2 separate regions of the Homo sapiens genome follow, and region 1 is linked to region 2. Evidence: read pairs that join two places in POLR2A ChIA-PET (ENCODE). Cell type or tissue: HCT116. All regions are shown on one strand.

Evidence for each region. Peaks named below come from ENCODE experiments on the same cell type or tissue, not always from the same donor. Only the 100,000 strongest peaks of a DNase experiment are listed, where the experiment ranks them.
Region 1: POLR2A ChIA-PET joins it to region 2 with 6 read pairs; 2 of 35 experiments call an interaction of 5 or more read pairs at or near these places.

Annotation. Positions count from the first base shown.
Region 1 is chr17:10,065,403-10,069,402 of GRCh38, reverse strand. All of the region lies in intron 1 of GAS7 (growth arrest specific 7), which reads left to right. Among named protein-coding and RNA genes, the nearest start is that of GAS7, 130 kb to the left of the region's middle. RefSeq lists an enhancer at 524-1,023. In HCT116, no CTCF peak of the experiment used is centred here; DNase peaks (open chromatin) are centred at 1,472 and 1,792; H3K4me3 peaks cover 681 bases.
Region 2 is chr17:9,988,839-9,992,838 of GRCh38, reverse strand. All of the region lies in intron 2 of GAS7 (growth arrest specific 7), which reads left to right. Among named protein-coding and RNA genes, the nearest start is that of RCVRN, 86 kb to the right of the region's middle. In HCT116, no CTCF peak of the experiment used is centred here; no DNase peak of the experiment used is centred here.

The DNA.
Region 1 (4,000 bases), 77 kb before region 2:
ACAGGCCAACATGGAAGAGGAAGCTTTGTGAGGGAGTGAGCTCTCTGTCCGCACAAGTGTTTGAGAGGCTTGTCACCTGTTGAGGATTTAGTGGCAGGATTCTGCCACTGGATGGGCAGACAAAAGGGGAAATCCCTTCAAGTAACCATTCCACGGACATGGTGCAGAGAGAGTCAACGTAGCAGGCCGGGGAGCCCTCCTTAGAAAGGCCTGCTGGCAACATTGTTCCTTGGCTGGTGTCTGGGAACTTGCATTTAGGAAGGGCTCCCACTATTCCCTGAATAGTAAGGGTGGCTGTTCTCTAAACTGTTCATGTGAGTAATACGGTTTGTGCTGAATACCTGGATTTCTTCAGGGAGTCTGCAATTCATGTTTGTGCTAGGCAGGGGATGCCTACATGACCAGCTCCTTATAAAAACTCTGGGCACTGAGTCTGTAATGAGCTTACCTGCTAGACAGTGTTTTACACATGCTACCAGGACTCACTGCTGGAGGAATTAGGCACATCCTATGTGACTGCTGGGAGAGGACTCCTGAACTTGCGCCTGGTTTTCTCAGGACCTTGTCCCAGGTTCTGTGTCCCTTCACTGATTTTGCTTTGTATTTTTTTGCTGTAATAAGACCCTTAAAAAAAAAATAGAGACAGGATCTCACTCTGTCACCCAGGCTGGATTGCAGTGGTACGATCCTAGCTCACTGCAGCCTCAAACTCCTGGGCTCAAGCAATCCTTCCATCTCAGCCTCCCGAGAAGCTGGAACTGTAGGCGTGTGCCACCATGCCTGGCTAATTTTGTGATTTTTTTTTTTTTTTAAGAGACAGGGTTTTGCTATGTTGTCTAGGCTGGTCTTGAACTCCTGGCCTCAAGTGATCCTCCTGCCTCAGCCTCCCAAAGTGCTGGGATTACAGGTGTGAGCTACTGTGTCTGGCCATAAGTCTTTACCAGAAGTAAAACATATGCTGAGTCCCATGAGTCCTTCTGGGAAACATCAGAGCTGAGGGTGGTTTTGGGAACTCCCAGCATAGCCTGCCTCTGTTTTCAGGTCAGGGAAGGAAACCCAGGGCTTCATCTGGGTCAGTGGGTCATCCTGGTTCAATGGGTCAGGGGCTTTCTAGCAAAGGTTCCGCAGAAGTTCTCCTAGGATCAAACTTAGGGAAGCGCCCTGAAGGAGTTGATGATGCTTCTGGGAAGAGCCGGCCTATCAAGTGCATATGGGGGTGCCTGTCCCTCTTTGGGGTGCTGTGTGATGTCACTGTGCTTCGTACAAAGCAGCTTAAAAGGTTTGGGAGGAAGTATTGGAGTGTGTTTATGTGTGGCTGAAGTCTCAGGTATGGTTTGTGTTAAGCCTCTGAAGGACAGAGCACAATCCCAAAATAGTTTTCATGGGAATGACCAAGGTAGAGACCATTGGTTTGGACCTATAATATCAGAGAGGCCACACCCCGATTCTTTACAAAACGTAACAGTGACCACACCTCAGTGGTTAGTGTCAAGGTTAAGGAATGTTGATATCAACTTTCCTCCGAAGGACCTGATTCAGTTATGTATGAATCTATTTCTCCCGGTCTGAGCCTCTGTTTAGACTTACAGGAGATGGTTGATGGTCTCCGATCAGGCCCACCCTGAACCAGGGCTGGGCAGGGTTAATGGAGAGTGTCTGGGATGTATTTTCAAAGAACTGTCATGGTGTAGGGGGACTAGGACAGGTGTTTGCAGACATTCCTAGCTTGAGGTTGGCCTGATTATTCTGTGTGAATCACCAGGCAGGTATTCAGCATTGGTCCTATTGGTCTTCCTTCTGATTACCCCCTAGCCAGAGGGGGTGGGGGTATAGGGCTGAGGTAAGCTCAGAAATGGGGCACTTGGCCAGGTGTGGTGGCGGGCACTTGTAATCCCAGCACTTTGGGAGGCTGAGGCAAGATCACAAGGTCAGCAGTTCGAGACCAGCCTGGCCAACATGGTGAAACCCCGTCTCTACTAAAACTACAAAAATTAGCCAGGTGTGGTGGCATGCGCCTATAGTCCCAGCTACTTGGGAGGCTGAGGTAGGAGAATCACTTGAACCCAGGAGGCGGAGGTTGCAGCGAGCCGAGATCGCGCCACTACACTCCAGCCTGGGCAACAGAGCGAGACTCCATCTCAAAAAAAAGAAGTGGGACACTTGTCTGCATGAAGAAGTGAAGGGAGTTGGAATAAAATGGAAGGCAGAGGAGCCTCTGCTGTGGTGGGCTGGAAACTCCACTCCCGCCACCCCATCCCTCCCCCATATTTCATCAGAGCCTTTTGTAAAGGATGGCAGAACCATGGAGCTGGGAGAAGGAGCTATCACTTGCCTGCAGTGTCAGCAAAGAGAGGCCAATTTTTAATGCTTTGTGTACATTATTAACTCACTTGATCCTTGTAACAGGTATTATTATTAATACTTACATCATCATTATTATTTTTTGTCTTCACGGGAATTGCTGACTTGAGATTGTCCAGCTAGATCAAGCAACTTGTCCTGGGAAAGCATGGATTTGAACCCAGGCAGTCTGGCTCCCAAGTCTACTCTCTTCACCACTACACTGTCAGGACTTGGTGACCTAGAAATGCTCCCCCTGACTCCAAAATTCAGTGACCCCAGGAGCCAATCCAAGCAGAGAAAGGCTGTCCTGATGTCCTGCAGAATGACAGTCACATCTCAGGCTTTCAAACTACTTATATGTTTTTTCCTAATTAATAGACCTTGAAATAAACAGTTAACTGTTTTTAAAAAAATTGACCTTGTAGGCCAGGCACAGTGGCTCACACCTGCAATCCCAGTGCTTTGGGAGGCTGAGGTGAGGGGATGGCCTGAGGCCAGCTGTTCAAGACCAGCCTGGGCAATATAGCAAGAGTCTGTCTCTGCAAAACAAAAAACAAAACAAAAAAAAGTAGTCTGGCCAGGCTGGGTGTGGTGGCTCACACCTGTAATCCCAGCTCTTTGAAAGGCCGAGGCGGGCGGATCACCTGAGGTCGGGAGTTTGAGACCAGCCTGACCAACATGGAGAAACCCCATCTCTCCTAAAAATACAAAATTAGCTAGGCGTGGTGACGCATGCCTGTAATTCCAGCTACTCAGGAGGCTGAGGCAGGAGAATCGCTTGAACCCGGGAGGCGGAGGTTGTGGTGAGCCGAGATCATGCCATTGCACTCCAGCTTGGGCGACAAATTAGCCTGGCCTTGGCTCCTTGTCACAGTCTCTCTTGTGCTTCTTCAGTCCCTACTTTCCTCTCCCTCCCATTTCCACTACAGATGGTGCCTTCCTACCCTACGCCATAGCAATCTGGTCACTGGGGAAATGGGGTTATGGAGAGGGGTATACTGTAATTCCCTTCATCTTATCTCAAGGTCAAGTTACATTTTGGCCCCAAGCATACAGCCCCCTAACTTGAGCTCCGGATAGACCTCCTTTGGGGCTCCCAATCCTGCTGAACCTCCCTGGCACTCTGTGCTCTTGCATATCTTCCACTCTGAGTCCAGCTCCAACATTCTGGCTATTTCTTCTTCCAGTGTTATGTGACTGGCACAGTTGGCCCCAGAGGTCCCAGCCAGGAGGACCTGGGGAAGCATCAGAGGTATTGACAGCAACATTTCTGATCCATGGTCCAACTTGGCCTGATGAGGGCAGCTGATAGTGGCTCTCCAAGATTGTCTACGTCCTAATCCCCAGAACCTGGGAATGTTATTTTATTTAGAAAAGAGTCTTTGCAGGTACAATGACGTTAAGGATCTTGAATTGAGAAGGTTTTCCTGGGTTATCTGAGTAAGCCCTAAATGTAATCACAAGCATCTTTATAAGAGAGAAGCTGAAGGAGATTTGACTGTAGATAGAAGACAAAGGGTATGATTGGGGAAGTAGGATTTGAGTGATGCAGCCACAAGCCAAGGAATGCCAGCGGCTACCAGGAGCTGAAAGAGTCAAGGACTGAGTTCTCCCCTTGACCCTCTGGGAGGAGTATGGCCCTATCAATACCTTGATT
Region 2 (4,000 bases):
TCATAGGTGGGAATTGAACAATGAGAACACAGGGACACAGGAAGGGGAACATCACACTCTGGGGACTGTTGTGGGGTTGGGGGAGGGGGGAGGGATAGCATTGGGAGATATACCTAATGCTAGATGATGAGTTGGTGGGTGCAGTGCACCAGCATGGCACATGTATACATATGTAACTAACCTGCACATTGTGCACATGTACCCTAAAACTTAAAGTATAATAATAATAAATTAATTAATTAAAAAAAATAAATAAAATTACAATAAAAAAAAAAAGACTTTGGGAAGGAGGCCAGGCCCTGCTAGAAACACCTCCCCGACTCCTGCTGCCTGTGCCCACACACTGGAACCTTCTCCCCGGAACCTTTTCCCTCCGGGCTTCCCTCACTGCAGCACTCACTGCTTTTGTGCCTTCTCCTTTCTCCTCATCTTCACCTATTCTAGAAAGACTCTGAGGACTCAGTCATGCTCATGGGTTTGTGGCAATCTCTTCTAATTCATATAGCACCCCTGGGAACTCAAGTAGGTAGCAAAGACCCATGTCAAAGCCGCGGCTCTTAGAAGGTTGGGGTAACATCTGGGGGGTTCCTTAAATTACTCTACATTGCTACCATGTACCTTGCCTGATCCTAAGTCTAACCCACTCCCTGGGGCTTTTGTCTGGGCCCAGGTACCTCCTGATCCTTGGCTGGGTTCCGTGACCGTCCTGCTATGGACTATACTAGTTTTCCCGACATGTGGTTAGTCACTGAGATCGCTTGATAAAAATGATGAGTTGAGTTCCTCCCAGCCTACTCAACCAGAAGCTCCAGGTGTGAGGTCTGGGCACCAGTATTTCTAACAAGTGGCTCCAGTAGTTCTGGTGAGTAACTGGATTGGGAAATGAGACCAGAGCTTTGCCAAACACCTGTGCTTAGGTTCTGGATCTGGAGCATCCAGGCTTTGGATTCGATAAGGTGTCTTCTCAGTTTCTCAACCATAAGATGGGAGTCATATGCGTGAGCTGGCAGTGGGTTACCAGCACCTGTTGTCTCGGTGACAAGACATATTTCTCCAACATTGCAGTCAACCTTCCTTGCCCTTCAACCCAAGTTTGGGTCAGTGATCGTCTTTTAAATGCTCACAGATTCCCGGTGTGTTTGCACGGGTCTACGCTCTGTAAGGAGGCTGGTAGATCAGGGATCCTAATGGGGATTGAGAGACAGGCTTGGACAGCTCCAGGCAGCACCCCCTACTCCCTGCGACCCTTCGAATTCCTTGGCTATTCCTGGATTCCTGGCCCTGCTCTTTCACAGGCCCTCTGTGCAGGCTGGAGCCAGACCAGAGCTTGGTTCTGGCAAATATCAAAGGGCCAGGACACTGACGGGGCCTCTGCTTCATCCCATCAGTAACACAGTTTCTGTATCATCTGTGAAATGGGCACAGGAGCCCCTGCTCCCCACCAAGATTGTAGGGCTGCCCTAAGAATTTTGTAAGCAGCTGTGAGTGGGAAGTTGGGGACCACTCATAGTGATGTTTCCCTGGTTAACTAAGGGATAGCCTGACACTGCAGCAATGCTAAAGAAGGCATTCTAGCCCCCCTTCACCCCTAGCACCCCTCTTTTGGGAGATGTGCTCCTTGTAGGCATCAAAAGGAGGGGTGAGGCAGGGATCCAGCTTCTGGGGTAGAAGTTGGGAAGCAAAGAAGAGGAAGGAAGGAATGGAGGTGGTTTTAGTTTTTTGTTTTGTCTTATTGTTGTTCTTAGTGTCTGTGAGTGCTTACTCTGTGTCAGAAACTGTGCTAAGAGCTGTATGTACCTCACTGAGTCCTGTCCTCAACACCAGGAAGCTGGGACCCCTATACTGCTATCCCGTACTTTACAACAGGGAAACCGAGGCCAAATAACATGGTCCTTGTTAAAAGGAATAGATCTGGGATTTTTGAACATCTGTCTGTAAGATGCCAGCGCCAGAGCTCTTAATAACGGATTCTCAGACCTTAGAGTATACCACAATCACCCAGAGGGCACCCAGCAGGTTCCAGATAATGCTGATGTTGCTGGTCCGGGAACCATACTTTGAGAACTACTGCCCTGGATGATCCAATCTGGCCCCCATTACCTCTGAACTCATCTTCTATTTTCCCTTCCCCACAATTCCTCTTCAGCCACACTATCCTCCTTGCTGCTCTCTATGATGAAGGACATGCTTCTGCCTCAGAACATTTTTATTTTATGTTCCCTTCATTTGGGATTCTCTTCCCTCAGATATGTGTGTGGCTTGCTCCTTCCCTCTGTGATAGGAGCCTTCCAAGATGGCCCCCAACACACTCACCTCCTGATACACTCCTGTGTCATCCCTTTCTACCTTCCCTCCTGGGTGGTCCCTGAGACTAATAGATTGTGGCAGTCATGATGGAGTGTCACTTTTGAGACTAGGTTGTAACAGACATTGTACCCTTTGCCTTGCTTTCCCCTGGCTCGCTCGCTCTGGGCGAAGTCAGCAGCCATATTGTGCAGAGCCCGTGGCAAGGAACTTTGGCTCCTGCCAGCATCCGTAGGGCGAGCTTTCTTCTTTTTTCTTTTTTTTTTGAGATGGAGTCTCGCTCTGTCGCCCAGGCTGAAGTGCAGCGGTGCGATCTCGGCTCACTGCAAGCTCTGCCTCCCGGGTTCATGCCATTCTCCTGCCTCAGCCTCCCCAGGAGCTGGGACTACAGGTGCCTGCCACCACGCCCGGCTAATTTTTTGTATTTTTAGTAGAGATGGGGTTTCACCGTGTTAGCCAGGATGGTCTTGATCTCCTGACCTCATGATCCGTCCACCTCTGCCTCCCAAAGTGCTGGGATTACAGGCGTGAGCCACCATGCCCGGCCAGGGTGAGCTTTCTTACAAGTAGCTCCTCCAGCCCCAGTCAAGCCTTCAAATGAGGCAGCACCCACTGACTTCCTGACCCCAAGCTCATGGGGGAACCTGAGGCACAATTGCCCAGCTAAGCCACTCTCTGATTCCTGATGTGCTAAAACAATATGAAATAATGAATGTTTGATGTTTCCAACTGTTAAATTGGGGGTAATTTGCGATGTAACAATAGATACATAATACATTTCTCTCAGATCTTCATTCTGTGTTCCTTTCTTGGTGAGGCCTTCCCTGGCCATTCTTAAATTACAGCTTCGTTCTCATAACACTTTCTATCCCCCTTCCTTGCTTTATTCTCCTTAGTGTGTACCAAGAGCTAACCTGATATGTTTTGCTTATTTTTTGTCTCCTGGCACAACTCCCTCCCCCAATCCCATTAGAAAATTTTTAAGTTTTCACTTATGGAAAATTTTATACACATACACATTTTATACACATGTGCATGTGTCTAAAATTAACTAAAGATGGAATGGCATAATGACCACTAGAATTTAAGCTGAAGGAGGAGGAGTTTAACCACTTATATTTCCTGCAATATAACCCCGTGTCCAGCACAGTGCCTGACACAGAATAGGCCCTCAAATATGTGTTGAATGAATAATAATAATATTCATATTGAGGATGATTCTCAAATAAAGGGTTGTTTATAGATTAAAATACACTGTTTTGCTGCAGCTCCCAGAGTCCCAGCCTAGAGCTCAGACACGGTGAGTGTGGCCAGAAAATGGTGGTCTTTGTTGTCAGACTGAGTTCCAGAGATGCCACTTCTCACTGAGGCCTCAGTTCCTTCCATTAAAAGTGGAAATGGGCCGGGCGCGTAGTCCCAGCACTTTGGGAGGCTGAGACAGACGGATCATGAGGTCAGGAGATCGAGACCATCCTGGCTAACACGGTGAAACCCTGTCTCTACTAAAAATACAAAAAAATTAGCCGGGCGTGGTGGCAGGCTCCTGTAGTCCCAGCTCTTCAGGAGGCTGAGGCAGGAGAATGGCGGGAACCTGGGAGGCGGAGCTTGCAGTGAGCTGATATCGCGCCACTGTACTCCGGTCTGGGCAACAGAGCGAGACTCCGTCTCAAAAAAAAAAAAAAAAAGGAAATGACAG